2 separate regions of the Homo sapiens genome follow, and region 1 is linked to region 2. A link is an interaction called in ENCODE POLR2A ChIA-PET data of the cell type or tissue named here. Cell type or tissue: PC-9. All regions are shown on one strand.

What was found. Peaks named below come from ENCODE experiments on the same cell type or tissue, not always from the same donor. Only the 100,000 strongest peaks of a DNase experiment are listed, where the experiment ranks them.
Region 1: POLR2A ChIA-PET joins it to region 2 with 10 read pairs; 2 of 35 experiments call an interaction of 5 or more read pairs at or near these places.

What each region holds. Positions count from the first base shown.
Region 1 is chr1:215,596,690-215,604,689 of GRCh38, forward strand. KCTD3 (potassium channel tetramerization domain containing 3) reads left to right here. Exons shown (of 18, transcript NM_016121.5): 11 at 5,178-5,265; 12 at 5,396-5,512; 13 at 7,443-7,613. Among named protein-coding and RNA genes, the nearest start is that of KCTD3, 33 kb to the left of the region's middle. In PC-9, no CTCF peak of the experiment used is centred here; no DNase peak of the experiment used is centred here; H3K27ac peaks cover 1,834 bases.
Region 2 is chr1:214,634,299-214,642,298 of GRCh38, forward strand. It overlaps CENPF (centromere protein F), which reads left to right. Exons shown (of 20, transcript NM_016343.4): 11 at 3,568-3,703; 12 at 5,623-8,000. Among named protein-coding and RNA genes, the nearest start is that of CENPF, 35 kb to the left of the region's middle. In PC-9, CTCF peaks have their summits at 3,643 (motif pointing left) and 3,842; a DNase peak (open chromatin) is centred at 3,083; H3K27ac peaks cover 507 bases.

The sequences.
Region 1 (8,000 bases), 960 kb after region 2:
CAAGAAGTTTGGTGGTGAAGGAAAGCAGAGAATCCAAGTGATAGCTTAAGGATCAAGGCTGGTTTGAAAAAAAAGATAATTGGTGCTTTATTTTTCCTCTAGGTTAGGACAGGCTTGAGCACACTTGTAGCTAGAGAGGAGAGTTGCCAGAAGGACCTGAAGACTGAAAGAATGGAGATTATTTCCGGTCCCATAAAAGTCAAGAGTGTATATGGGATCTACAGCACAGCTAGAAAGGTTTGACCCAACAGGGAGTAGAGACATTTCTTTCTCTGTGACAGAAGGGTAAGGAAGGAGTAAAGAGAAAGACGTTGAAGAATATTATCAAATACTGCAGAGATTAATCGTACATTTGCAGTAGACCTGGGATCCCATGTAGTTCTTTAGTTACATAATCAAGGTAGATTTTAAGTATTTGAGTCAAATGAACCAGGTTTGTATGTAATCTTAAAAGTTTTTTGCAAAATCATCAGGACAGTTTCAATAAAATATTAATGAAAATGTTATAAAAGCGTTGACTCTGATTTGGGTAAGAAAAGTAAAAAAAAAAAAAAAGAAATGTTTCAGTTTCTTGTTTCCTTTTTTTGTTTAATTCCACCCCCTCGCCCACACACACAGAATTACGTTACAAAAGAATATTAATAAGGAATTAATTGGTATTGTCAAATAGGTAGCCTAGGCTGTTACATAGCCTAATAGCAATTTTTAGGCACTGCTTCCCAAGTTGATATTTTAAATTTAGATTTATATTGGAAACATAGGTTATACATGTTTCATTCTCATATCAACGTAGACAGCTTTGGAAGTTGGCTCTAGAAAGGCATTATGTACTTTACTTCCTAAAGAATCAGATAACTCTGTGTGTATTCTGAGAAATAAGAGATCTTCAGCCATAGTACCATCTGAGTGATAGCCTAGCCTCTAAATACACAGTGGAGGCTGAGTTTGGGGAGGAAATATTGGTTCTGGGAACAAGAATTCAAAGTGAATTTCTGTGGTCTGATGGGCTAGGCTGGACAAGAATTTGGGAGACTTGTTTGATTTAGCTTCTCTCTTTCCTGTTGTGAGGCACCTGTAGCACTGATGTTAGAAGCACACTTTTTCTGTGTGTGTGATAGGTTTACAGACCTCTGCATATTAGGAATAGGAATAAGGCAGGCATCCTAGGAATCCTAGGCCCACATTTTGTTGGGGAGAGAGGGGATTGACTTTTCAGTATTGTCTTGACTGCTGTCTTAACTGTGGTCTGTTTGCTTACTTACAGAATTTATAGTAAGAAATATGAGATACTTACTTAGATTTAGACTTTCTAAATTTATATATAGAAATACTAGATACAAATATTGAAACAATGTATATTGTTTATACTAAGTATTAAGTTAATTGACTAGTTTGTTTATACACACTTTCATACCACATACCAAAGTAAAGGCTCTGGGATCTGGGATTTTAGCAAAAGTAGGAGGCATGATTTCATGGGACAGTAGAAATTGAGCCTCCTACAAAAATCTGAAGTTTTAAGTTTCTCAGTCCCTGAGAAGACTGGGAAAAGTTTGCCCAGTAATCTTGGAACAAGAAAGTTTGATGTGTGTTTGGTGTCTTGGAATGGGAAAAGGAGATGCAAGAGGAAACCATTAGAAATTGAAACCAACATATTCAAATTAGGAGTGAATTGAAGCACAAAGACTTGCCTTTGTTCTATGAGAACTCCAATTTGAGAAACTGATCTAGGACTATTGACATTTCTAGATACAGATATGACACCAGTTAGAACACTTTCTCAGAAGAGAGCACACAAGAATCCTGTAGAAAGAGTAATTTCTGCTAAAATAACCTCCCAAAACTTATAAACTTCACATGGAAACAAATAACGAAAAGTCATTAAACAAGAAAAAATTTGCAATCCCCAAATTGGAAATAATGGAACAATTAGAAAGCTGCTGTATTGAAGGAATAGGACAAATCAGAAAATGGAGGGAAATAAAATACTGAAAATTAAAAGGTCATTGAAAAAAAATTTTTAATTTTATTTAATGGTTAAATAGAAGCGCAGCTAAAAGAAAATTAGTAAATTGACAGACACGTCTGAGAAAATCATTTCCAGTTGAGCCAAGAGTGAGATAGAAAATATGAAAAAGAAGGAAAAAGTGAGAAAGCATTTCAGATAGGAACAGACTAGAGGAGCCATATTGAAAAAGATAACAACTGCTAACATTTTGGAGAAATGAAAATGGGCATGAATTTATTGATTAAAGAAATGTACCAAGTCTTGGCAGCCTGAATGTTTAAATGTGCTATAATAAAAGATAAATTATGATAAAAAGTATTCATAGAATAGTGACAGTTTGCCTGTCATTAGACTTTGATCAGATTTCTCATCACCAGTAGTAGACACCAGAAGACGACAACGGGCATTCTCCAAATGGTAGAGAAAGTAACTTTCAGCCTAGGTTTTCATACACAGCAAAACTATCATTCAAACCTGAATGAGAAGGGTTTTTTTTCAGAGAGAATTTTTGAAAGGACTACTAAAGAAAAATGCCTTTTGAGAAGAACGTTATATTTGAAGGGGAAGAAATGGAATGCATTAAGCAGTGATTAGGAAAGATGTTGGTAAATACGATGGTAAATTTAGATAAGTGATTATTTAAAAAGTAATGGACGAAGGTTAAAACATCCTGTAAAAAATAATGATAAGTTTACAGGTATAGAGATTGTAGTTAAAAGATTCTAGGGGCCTTATATGGGAAGATAGACTGGTATTTTAAAACTGTAAATTTAAATTTACATGTAGAAATTAGTGGTAATCACTGTGTGCTACCTTATAAGAGAAAAATCCACTTCCATTTTATATTTGTGACCACATGACTGAACCATGCATACTAATCAGTATGGTTTCTTGGATTCTTGCCATGAAGTTGTTAGGACGAAGAAGAGGAGGCCACACAGTGGCTGCTTCCTTGCTTGTGCTGGGAGAGAAGAACTCAGCAGTTGTAACTCACTGTAACTCTGCTTATCCTCTGCTTTCTCTGTTTTCCCGTATGGAGGGGTAGACATGGAAAGAAAGGCAGATCATGATTAAAGGTTACAGAAGGAGAAGTAGCAAGGCTTTAATCCTAGAGCCCATCCTCCCAGAGAATAAATGGTAAAAATGTTTGCCTTTGTGCCTTGGGAAGCGCTAGGCTCCTGCTGCTCTTTCATTGAAAAAAAAAAAAAAAAAAGAATGTATCCAAAGGGAGAAGAATCTCATGGCCTTATCTGTCCCCATTTTCCTGCCATGAAGAATCTGGGGCAGGAGTTGAAGCCCTTTCCTTTAGTGCTAGAACTAAAATGATTTAGCTAACTTGAGTAAGAAAATTGGTTAGTGGTGTGTAAAGCAGTCTCCCCTCCATCCTTTAGACATCTTTACTGATATCACTGAAAAGTACTCAATGTTTTCCTGGTATAAAATGTTTTGGCATTGGCTTTAATTAAAAGCCTGACCTCAGGATAGGGCATGATGATTGAGTTCTTTGAGATATTTCTTGTGTAACTCATAACTGCATGACATTGAGAGGGTACAGAAATTAGGATTATATACAGGAAGAGCTTAGAGGAATGATTATTTCCAAGTTTTAGTTATTTCTGTTTTTAATTAGAATGAACCTAGATTCTGTGCTTTTTTTACTTGCTCTTCAGATATTCCCTTTCCCCTTGCCCTACCTAACTCATAGTTGACTTCAGTCTTCAAGCTTCACTTCCTCTGTGAACCTTCCTTGATCTTTGCTCTTCACCCACCAGCACTGAGATGGCAGTTCTTCCCCTCTCTCCTGTGATTGTATTGTAGTCTATTTTAGTGCCTGTCACACTATAATTGTCTGTTATTTTTCTTTCTCACAAGTTACCAGCTCCTAGAGAGCAAGGGGATACCTCACATCCCTTATCTCTAGTTCATTGTTTGTTTTCTTGGATAATATGTGGTACATAAAAAGTACTTAAATGTTAAGCAGATAATGTTTAGATTTTAACTTTTCAAATGAAAGCCAGGTATAGTATATGAAAAGTAAAAGTCCCTTAACATTTTTAACTTTTAAATTATTGGAAATCTTTTAGACTTGTATGCAAAACTTGGTGTCTTAGTAATTCAAATGTCATCTGTGAAGAAGCTTAACAGGCTTGTCTGGCCTGGCTGTAAACAGGGAAGATTCATTTTGATGAATAGTAGAATATCACTCTAGTAAAATAGTATTGCAACTATCCTAGCAAACACATTTTTTTTTTTTTTTGGATACCAAGTCTCACTCTGTTGCCCAGGCTGGAGTGCAGTGGCACAATCCCCGCTCACCGCAACCTCTGCCTCCCAGGTTCGAGCAATTCTCCTGCCTCAGCCTCCCGAGCAGCCGGGATTACTGGCATGCGCCACTACGCCCAGCTAATTTTGTATATTTAGTAGAGACAGGGTTTCACCGTGTTAGCTAGGCTGATTTCGAATTCCTGACCTCTGGTGATCTGCCTGCCTCGGCAGGTTTCTTTTAGCACAAATATGGGAAGGTATTAATTTGTAAACTAGATTGATTTTCCTGGAAAAACTAATTTTTTTATTCCTATACTTTAAAAAAATAAATACAAATGAGACTTTGTTTCCCTTGCCATTTCCTAGAAAAGAAGTAACCTTTAGCAAGGAGAATGAAAAATAGAGAATACCACCTTTTCAGAGAAATAATAAATTATCAAGGGAGCAAGTACTTTCTGGAAATCAGTTGCTTTGTTTACTAGTTCTGATTCTGTCACTTGCTTACTGTGTAACTTTGGACAGGTCATTTAATCTCTTGTATGAGAAAGGGAAAAGAGAGGGACCTGGTCAGACTCGGCCTTCCAGTTCTAGTGGGCTGCAATCTAGTGATCACATGCAAAAAAAGAGGAGACAACCAATCGAAATTGAGAAAGGAAAGTACTGCTGTGGGAAATACAATTTAAAAAAAATATTTTGAAGGAAGTATATTGATGGTTCTCCTCTGTAGCATGTTTGTGTATATGTGTGTGCACGCGTGCACCTAAAGAAAGTTTATTTCCTAAGCCCTACTAAAATTGGATATTGGTTGCCTCTTTACCAGAAGAATCAAAGTTTTGAGGAAATTGACCAGAAAATAGAAATTATAATTACTATCTAACATCTGATAATACTCTCACTACATCAGGTTCAAGATGTTGTTCCTATAACTAGTTATGACACTGCTGGATCATTCCTTCTGCTTGGATGTAACAATGGATCAATATATTACATAGGTAAGTGTTCAGTCACTTAAAATGCTCCTGCTTAATGTAATTTTTTAAATGAGAACAAGAAAACATTACCTTTCAGTTTTAAATAGATATGCTATTTATTTTAATGCTGTTTAAAATTTTTATGTTTTAGATATGCAGAAGTTCCCCTTGCGAATGAAAGATAATGATCTTCTTGTAACTGAACTGTATCATGATCCTTCAAATGATGCTATTACTGCTCTGAGTGTTTACCTCACACCCAAAACAAGTTAGTACATGGCCAATTATATACATTCTTGACTTTTTATCTTTTTATTCATTAGTTTATTATGTGACTAGGTCAAATTAAACTGGTTTATTTCTTTTTGAGAACTGCAGTGCCTAAGGATTTCATCTCTACTAAGTCTAAAATTTGTATTCAGTTTTATACTGAAGTCAAACATGACCAGTAAACAAACATAATTTGAGGTGGAAAATTGGAACTCCCCTTACGCTGAATTGCATTTGTTGAGCCATATTATTATAATGTTAGCTGAAATTTCAAAAAAAAAAAAAATTCTGCACATTTGTCTTCCTATTAAAATAACTAATTTTTCACTTAAAAATTAGGAGCTTTTTAAAAAATAAAAAGTTCTTAGACTACTGCTGGAAACTAAGCTTATTTTCTTGGGAATTTAAAAATTTAAGCTGTAGAAAAAAGGCATTTTATAACTTTCAGTGCATTTTAGAGGCCATTGCAATAAAAGTAACAGACTAGTTCTGTAAAGTAGTAAGAATTTTTGTATTCTGGAGTAAAAGATAAGCACAAATGGGAAATTTAAAATTTATCTGTAATGAAAGGAGTTCTAAGAAACAATTTGTATTCAGTAATACTAATAGGTTTGGATGTGCTACTTATATAAGTCATCATTTCATTTAAGTTATTAAAAGAAACCATAATTTTTAGTATGAAAGAAATATTCAAGAGTATACCTATGAATTTGACTGAAACCATAGTAGGACTTAAATTGTATTGCTCTAGAAATAGGGTTTAGTAAACCACGGATTTCTAGCCAAGCTGGCTCTTTTTGATACCACTGTCTTTGGATGTTTTTATGCCACAATGACAGAATTGAGAGGTTGTGACAGAGACAGTGTGGCATGCAGAGTTTAAAATGTTTACTACTTGGCCCCTTACGGAAAGTGTACCAACCCCTGCTCTAGAATGAGCTGTGGATTTTTTTTTTAAATCTAGTTAAAAGGCAGGCATAAAACTGGGAAAGTTTTACAAATCAAAGCACTTCTTTTGTAGTGGCAGGGGGATTTTAAGGCATGAAAAATGGAGTCATCTTTCTGGTTCTAGGAGGTGTTTTTCATGACATGCTTTTTTTCCTTTGATTCAAGTATTTTCAGATGAATCAGTTAGTAAAACTAGAACAGCCAGTAAAGCTAAGATGTTCTCTATCCATGAAGCTTTTAAGAGTATAGGTCACTGAATTTTTTCCTATCTAAATTTGCAATGGGGTCTGGGCACTTTTTGAAAAAAAGAAAACAAAAGACACAGCTGAACCTTAGATGATTAGAAGAAACAACATATTTTAAGTATGATGTAAGCAATGTAATGGGTATGTTTATTCCCTAGCACAGTGTTTTGAAACTTAAATAGTATATTTAATGCTTGATTATTTGAGAATGATTTAGTATTGTAGTTTAAGTAAAGCAGATGGTAATTCTAGGCTAGACATAATAAGGAATATTGCTTTTGGAATACTATGCTGTTTCAGTAGTGTTCTTGGCATGGCAGATTTATGAATTCTTTAAACTATGTTGAGTACCTGCGGTGTCTCAGGCACTCTGTGAGGTGACAGATAAAAAGATGATTATGATTCAGTCTTTGTCAATAAGGAATAGAAGTAGCTAGACATAGAAATAAGTACAGAATTAGTGTGTTATAATTACTGTGATAGAACCTAATAGTGCAAGGCAGGAGGTGAATAGTTACGTCTTGGAGTGAGGGTTAGGAAAAGATTTATCAAGGAAATAATGATTTTAAGATGACCGGAGAAGTCTTAAGATTTTTTTTTTTACTGAACTGGATTTGGGGCTGATATAAACAGTGAATCCAGCTCTGCCTATTTTATCATAGGGAAGCTTTGCGAGGGTAGCTTTTTTATTATCGTTCCATAATGTATCACCTGTCAACTCTTGACTTTATATAGGTGTCAGTGGTAACTGGATCGAGATCGCCTATGGTACGAGCTCTGGAGCAGTACGAGTGATTGTACAACACCCAGAGACAGTTGGGTCAGGTCCTCAGCTTTTTCAGACTTTCACAGTTCACCGAAGTCCCGTAACAAAAATCATGCTATCAGAGAAGCATCTTGTATCAGGTAAAATGATTTCATTATACTGGTAAGGAACTTGGCTCTGTGTGTTATTTTCATTAAAAGAATGAAAACGCAGTGTTTATGTGAGAAAAATATACTAAAAGAAGTACTAGAAAAGTTTAATGACTGAAGAAATTATGATTGTCTTTTAAAGATTTCTTTGAGCTGGTCGTGGTGGCTCATGCCTATAAATCCTAGCAGTTTAGGAGGCCAAGGCAGGTGGATTGGTTTAGCCCAGGAGTTGAAGACTAGCCTGGGCAACATGGTGAAACCCCACCTCTACCAAAAAAGAGGAAAACAAAAAAAAGATGTTTTTTATTTTACCTGGTTTTAATATACTTAAATTTAGGAGATGTGATTTTTTTTTTTTTTTTTGCTCTCTTGGCATAT
Region 2 (8,000 bases):
AAGATTTCAAAGAGTTTGGCTGGCTCTTGTGTTTTGCATTGGGATTGGGACCAGATAACTGATGAACCCAGTTAGAGTGGTGGTGTAACTTAGTGGGAAAATGGTAGTGGCTTTAGAGTGAGTGAGATCTGAGATTGTGTTGCTTTTCTGCCACCTACCACAATGTGACCTTTAGACAGTGGCTTACCCTTTCTCAGTCTGACTTTCCTCATCTGCATATAGGGACAAATCATTCTCCTGCCTTTTCAAGGCTGTATTCTTGGTTAAGTTAAATATTGTATGTAAAGTGCTTAGCCCAGTGCCCAGCACATAAGTGCTCAGTCAGTTATTGCAGTCCAACACCTGCCCATTGCCTTGGTCTTCATCACTGCCATGACCTTTTGATGTTAGCATTGTTTGCTGTCACCTACAGGCACAGAAAGTGTGATCAGGGGACAGTGCACTTGAGATTTCTCATATTTATAATTTTGCCTGTTCTATTACTGTGTCACTCTGGGTATCTTTCTGTGTCTAATTATATGTAAGCACTAACAAATTTAGGACGCTTATAGGTTTTGGATGCCGAAATAATGTGACAGTTGTACTGAAATTTTCCTTGTCTGTGTTTAGTAAACATGCTGCTCACAATGAGAAATTATCAGTACTGGAAATGTGATTTAATGGCCCAATCAAGGGTAAAGTTAACATTTAGTATCAAAGTGAATGGAGGGTTTAGATAAGCTGCTCGTCCACTATCCAGTGCCAGCCCCATAGCATTGGGGTTAGGCAATAAAATACCATCGTTTGACAGTCAAGATGAGGGAACACTTGCCTGGGGACCTTTCCAAGCATAGGGATCTGTATTACACTAGGTCCTCTAAGGAGCTGGCTCTGGCAAGCAAGAGAGATGAGGAGGAAAGGGAAAAACACATTCTTTGCATCCATCCCTTATCCAAGTATATAGGCTTCGCCCAGCAGGGGACGTATTAAGCTATATTCATGGATGGGATCATGAAATGCCACACAGTAGCTGAAATTTGTTTTGTCTGGCCCTAGGAAATGATGCCTCCCTTGCTGCTCCTAAAGCGAAGTTGATCTGGGTGGAATTGCTTGCTAAGCTCTAATGCTGGCTTGTGGTTATAGGGATTTTTGTTGTGCTTTTCCAGCATAGTACCCAATTTTGCAAATCATGTGAGGATGCAGGAGATGCCTAGGAAAATGTATCTTTGTATGCTTAACTCATTGTTGATAATGAGATACCCAATCAAGTCTTAAGTGGCTGTAGCCTCGTGGAAAACTAATTGCTGATGGATGGCAGCTTGCACATCCATTTTCAGATGTTCATTTTCTAAATTCTGGCCTTTTAAAATTCTTGGGTTGGTCATAGCCATAGCATTATAAGCCTGCTGGGTCCCAGGATTGGCTGAACATTTCTTCGTTAGACACAAATATTTACGGAGCTAATGCCAGAATAGAGAAAGTCATGTTAATCTTTCCATTGAGCTTACTATTCATTTAAATGTCTCCAGTTATGGACAGACATGGATCGAGACCAACAAACACATAAACATAAAATTCCCCATCTTTCCCTGGTGCCCTCTCTCTCTTCTTTTTTCCTTCCTTCCTATTGGGACGCACCTAGTTTTGCACAGTGTCTTTCCAGCTTTCTTGTCAAGCCTCCAGATGCAGGTGTCATTTGATTTGATTAAAAAATTTTTTTTTTAGAGTAAGAAAATATTTTTTCATTTGCAAAATAAAAATGCTAAGTCGACCCAGGTAATTACATTCTAGTTCCTCTTCTATGTTGACCTCATTCAGCTGATCTTAGCATTGATTACAGAGATCTGGCTACTGTTAAATTTTGGGAGGAAATACTACTAATAATGCTACATTGCCCCTGTCAAAGTGCTTTAAGATGTTTGTCCTTTCACATCTGTGATCTCATTTGAGGGGTGATTATTCTGAGTCTGAAGAACAAACCAGTCATTATACGTTCCATAATTTAATGATGCTAATTTAAATCAATAACATTGTTGCACCTTAATGATCGTGCTTTGCAAAGTTTAACACTGACTAGTGTGAATGTTAGCCTATCAATCTTGAGATCGGTTGGAGCTGCCCTTTAGTTCTGATTGATATCTTAATTCGATAGAGTGTCAGTTTAGCAGCAGGGAAGCAGGATCAGGACACGGTAGATGGGAGTATAATAACTACAACAGGTTCTGTCTTATTTTAATGATGAAATGAACGCATATACATGAACGGAGCAGCTGCCAGCAAGTTTTCAAGTACTTTCTACTAGCCAGATTCTCCCTCTTCTTGAATTTGGCTTTGCTACATCGGTACCCATCTGCTGGTAGTAACCAGACTGATAATTGAAGGCAGCCTTCCAACACAGTATTGCCACGGCCATCTGTTTTCTAACAGTGCAGTAGGGTTTTGGAGGATGGGTCTTAATTGTTTCTTTAAGATTCAGAATTTTTCCTCTACTTCACAAAGGGGTAATTTTGGTAGGTTTGAAATGCAGTTTAGAAAAAAGTTAGCTTTATATGATTTTTCCCCGCTTGAGGATGTGAGGTGCTTGGTTCTCTTAGCTTGTAATGATTTATGCCAATTCCCTGTGGTCCAAAGGGTGGCATACAGTATAGGTTGAGATACTTGTTTGTTATGTGAGTCTTATGTGGTTAATAAGCAAAAAAGTTTTTCTTTGGCATGTAAATATTGCTTGCTTTTAAGATTCAGAACATATAGGCCTCCCTAGTAGTAGAATGGAACTACACATGTACCTGTGTTACTTTATTGCATGCTGTTGCGTGGATGTCTCTTCAATCAGATGCCCAAAGAACCTGTTTTCACTGTGAAAGCTCAGAAGCTAGAATTAATTCTTCCTCTGTGTTCCAGCCCTCTGATTTCCCATAGCACACTCAATGTCTCTTTAGTATTTAGCATATCCTATTGTGTATTAAATGATTAGTATCACATCTTCCCCCACTGGAGGATGTCTGCCCCAAGGGCAGAGACTCTGTCTTATTTATATTTGCATTTTTTGTAATGCACATTCCAGCATCTTGAATATTGTTGGTTTTCTTGATAAGCATTTATTGAAGGTAATTTTTCCCACAGAATCATTCCTGTAACAGCAAACCTTAAGATGGTTTTGCAATGAAAAGTAAACATATGTGCTGAGATTTTTTTTTTTTTTTGGTTTATTAACAAATCAAATGTTTGCAAAGGTATATTTGGCCATTCAGGTGTGATAGGAACTTGGAGGTTTTGTCTTGAGGATCTTGTAGATAGGATTTTCCTTTTGAGCTTACTCTTTAATAGGCGTATGAACAATGAGAAAGTTCAATGAAACTTCTTGAAAGAAAAAATTATCTTCAGATTTGGGTTTGATGCTGTTGTCTTCTGTTCATAACATTATTTAAGTAAGAATGTCTGACTTCATTAGGTACTCAAACGGGGAAATTGTGATTCTTTCCCTAGTGAGATACACAAACAGTTCTGCTAGGGACCTTTATTAAGGCAGAAGTCATAACTTACTTGAGCATTCGTTTTGGCTATAACCAATTAAAATGTGTGTTTTAGGAAATGAAGAAGGAAAACAACCTCCTTAAGAGTCACTCTGAGCAAAAGGCCAGAGAAGTCTGCCACCTGGAGGCAGAACTCAAGAACATCAAACAGTGTTTAAATCAGAGCCAGAATTTTGCAGAAGAAATGAAAGGTAAGTAAACTTAGTATTTTAGAGTTACCTTTCTAAGCTGCTATTCCCGTGAGAGGGGATGGATGGCATTAACATATTAGAGAAACTCTTTGGATTTTTTTTCATATATTCCCTCAAAAAGATGTGCGCAGTTGATGTGGAAGAGTTTTCCCTCTTCTAGTTTTTAGTTTCCAGAGTGAGAGTGGGACTTTTTTTAATTGGAACATATTGAGTCCCAAACGCCTGATGCTCAGCACTTTGAAATCAGAAGGGTAAATATTTTCCACACAAAGCTAAATTGTCAGTGCTGTCTCTCACCCCCGAGTGCTATTCTCTGTGTCTCTAGTGTGCTTGTTAGTTACATCCAGACAGCTCATCTCCTGACTCATTACCATTTCCCTTATAATGGAAAAACCCTATATTAAATGCATGTTTTCCAAGCTCCTAATGACCATTGTTTTTTGATGACTTACTTGACTGAATGATTTTATTTTCTTATTTTAAAGCCAAAGAATTCTGCTCTACACATCAAATGAATCCACTCTTGGTTTCATATTTGTATGTTTGTGCCGGATGTCTTCTACATACCCTTTATTTTCTCACCTGGGGTGTTTGCATATCTAGAATTTCTTTGAACTCTGTCCTGTGGAATGTGTGTCACACTTCTCTGTGACTATTTTTTTAAAACCCCAATCTTGGTGTGGTGGCGGGTGCCTGTAGTCCCAGCTACTCTGGAGGCTGAGGCAGGAGAATGGCATGAACCCAGGAGGCGGAGATTGCGCCACTGCACTCCAGCCAGGGCGACAGAGCGAGACTCCATCTCAAAAAAATAAAACAAAACAAAAACCCAATCTTCCCAAGACAGCTTTTAGTTTTTCCACAGCAGCAGATAGAAATGTCAGTTTTCAGCTTTCTTGAAGGGAAACTGTAAGAAAAGGAACAGTTGGGGCATTTTTCAGTGTTGATCACCCAGGTGATTGTTTGAGTTGCTCACAGCAAAGTGGGATGAAGCCCTTGTGGTGCTGTCTACATAAGCCCTTAACTATAAGTAGGTAGATTGAGATTGACAGCTTAGAAGTTCGTACTGCTTTCCACTTGATATGATGTCTGAGATTGTAATACATGTTACCTTTATCATCTACTGTGGAGGTTCTCAACTTTCAATCTCCCCCAACATACTTGAGCAACATGAAGCCTTCTTATCACTGTTTAATGAAAACATCGTGGTTATTCCCAACCAGGAGGGGCCAGTATGTATAGATGAGTCATTAGGCAGAAGACAGGGGGTAACGGAGTTTGAAGAAGCTTCCAAATGACTGTGACATTCATAGACACTGCCACCCTTACTATGAGGGGCTGGGATGGGGGTGATAATGTTCCTCAGGAATATTCACATATAGGCCTTGAGAATTACTGATATATGGCATCATTTACTCTTTTCTACTTAAGTCTAATCCTGTGGATGTTTTAGCTAAAATGGTGGAGTACTTATTTACTTTTCTGAGACATCAGAATTACTCTACAATAAAGTGGGATGTTCCCATTTCAGTGCTGTTCTTGTCCCAGTTTTCTCTCTTGGAATAAATATTTGAAAAGATGGTAAAAATATACACATATGTAAACACATACAAAGAAAAGAAACAGTGCTTAGGAAAATCATCCCTTGGTATTTTATTCAATAACATGTTCTTAAGCTGCTAGAAAGAAGATGAACAAATGTGTTACTCTCCTTAAGATAACCATTTTTCTCATTTTTATATAAGATAATTACCAAGTGATCCACTTTCTAGGAGGTACCCAGGCAATAATGCCAGTTTTTCCAGGGCTTGAGTAGTTGTTAGTTTGTTTGGATTTTGCCAGGGGGCGGGGGGAGGGGTTAGCGTTTCTGTAGAATAAACATTTATTACAAACATTGACGACTTTTATTTATTTTTAAATAGCGAAGAATACCTCTCAGGAAACCATGTTAAGAGATCTTCAAGAAAAAATAAATCAGCAAGAAAACTCCTTGACTTTAGAAAAACTGAAGCTTGCTGTGGCTGATCTGGAAAAGCAGCGAGATTGTTCTCAAGACCTTTTGAAGAAAAGAGAACATCACATTGAACAACTTAATGATAAGTTAAGCAAGACAGAGAAAGAGTCCAAAGCCTTGCTGAGTGCTTTAGAGTTAAAAAAGAAAGAATATGAAGAATTGAAAGAAGAGAAAACTCTGTTTTCTTGTTGGAAAAGTGAAAACGAAAAACTTTTAACTCAGATGGAATCAGAAAAGGAAAACTTGCAGAGTAAAATTAATCACTTGGAAACTTGTCTGAAGACACAGCAAATAAAAAGTCATGAATACAACGAGAGAGTAAGAACGCTGGAGATGGACAGAGAAAACCTAAGTGTCGAGATCAGAAACCTTCACAACGTGTTAGACAGTAAGTCAGTGGAGGTAGAGACCCAGAAACTAGCTTATATGGAGCTACAGCAGAAAGCTGAGTTCTCAGATCAGAAACATCAGAAGGAAATAGAAAATATGTGTTTGAAGACTTCTCAGCTTACTGGGCAAGTTGAAGATCTAGAACACAAGCTTCAGTTACTGTCAAATGAAATAATGGACAAAGACCGGTGTTACCAAGACTTGCATGCCGAATATGAGAGCCTCAGGGATCTGCTAAAATCCAAAGATGCTTCTCTGGTGACAAATGAAGATCATCAGAGAAGTCTTTTGGCTTTTGATCAGCAGCCTGCCATGCATCATTCCTTTGCAAATATAATTGGAGAACAAGGAAGCATGCCTTCAGAGAGGAGTGAATGTCGTTTAGAAGCAGACCAAAGTCCGAAAAATTCTGCCATCCTACAAAATAGAGTTGATTCACTTGAATTTTCATTAGAGTCTCAAAAACAGATGAACTCAGACCTGCAAAAGCAGTGTGAAGAGTTGGTGCAAATCAAAGGAGAAATAGAAGAAAATCTCATGAAAGCAGAACAGATGCATCAAAGTTTTGTGGCTGAAACAAGTCAGCGCATTAGTAAGTTACAGGAAGACACTTCTGCTCACCAGAATGTTGTTGCTGAAACCTTAAGTGCCCTTGAGAACAAGGAAAAAGAGCTGCAACTTTTAAATGATAAGGTAGAAACTGAGCAGGCAGAGATTCAAGAATTAAAAAAGAGCAACCATCTACTTGAAGACTCTCTAAAGGAGCTACAACTTTTATCCGAAACCCTAAGCTTGGAGAAGAAAGAAATGAGTTCCATCATTTCTCTAAATAAAAGGGAAATTGAAGAGCTGACCCAAGAGAATGGGACTCTTAAGGAAATTAATGCATCCTTAAATCAAGAGAAGATGAACTTAATCCAGAAAAGTGAGAGTTTTGCAAACTATATAGATGAAAGGGAGAAAAGCATTTCAGAGTTATCTGATCAGTACAAGCAAGAAAAACTTATTTTACTACAAAGATGTGAAGAAACCGGAAATGCATATGAGGATCTTAGTCAAAAATACAAAGCAGCACAGGAAAAGAATTCTAAATTAGAATGCTTGCTAAATGAATGCACTAGTCTTTGTGAAAATAGGAAAAATGAGTTGGAACAGCTAAAGGAAGCATTTGCAAAGGAACACCAAGAATTCTTAACAAAATTAGCATTTGCTGAAGAAAGAAATCAGAATCTGATGCTAGAGTTGGAGACAGTGCAGCAAGCTCTGAGATCTGAGATGACAGATAACCAAAACAATTCTAAGAGCGAGGCTGGTGGTTTAAAGCAAGAAATCATGACTTTAAAGGAAGAACAAAACAAAATGCAAAAGGAAGTTAATGACTTATTACAAGAGAATGAACAGCTGATGAAGGTAATGAAGACTAAACATGAATGTCAAAATCTAGAATCAGAACCAATTAGGAACTCTGTGAAAGAAAGAGAGAGTGAGAGAAATCAATGTAATTTTAAACCTCAGATGGATCTTGAAGTTAAAGAAATTTCTCTAGATAGTTATAATGCGCAGTTGGTGCAATTAGAAGCTATGCTAAGAAATAAGGAATTAAAACTTCAGGAAAGTGAGAAGGAGAAGGAGTGCCTGCAGCATGAATTACAGACAATTAGAGGAGATCTTGAAACCAGCAATTTGCAAGACATGCAGTCACAAGAAATTAGTGGCCTTAAAGACTGTGAAATAGATGCGGAAGAAAAGTATATTTCAGGGCCTCATGAGTTGTCAACAAGTCAAAACGACAATGCACACCTTCAGTGCTCTCTGCAAACAACAATGAACAAGCTGAATGAGCTAGAGAAAATATGTGAAATACTGCAGGCTGAAAAGTATGAACTCGTAACTGAG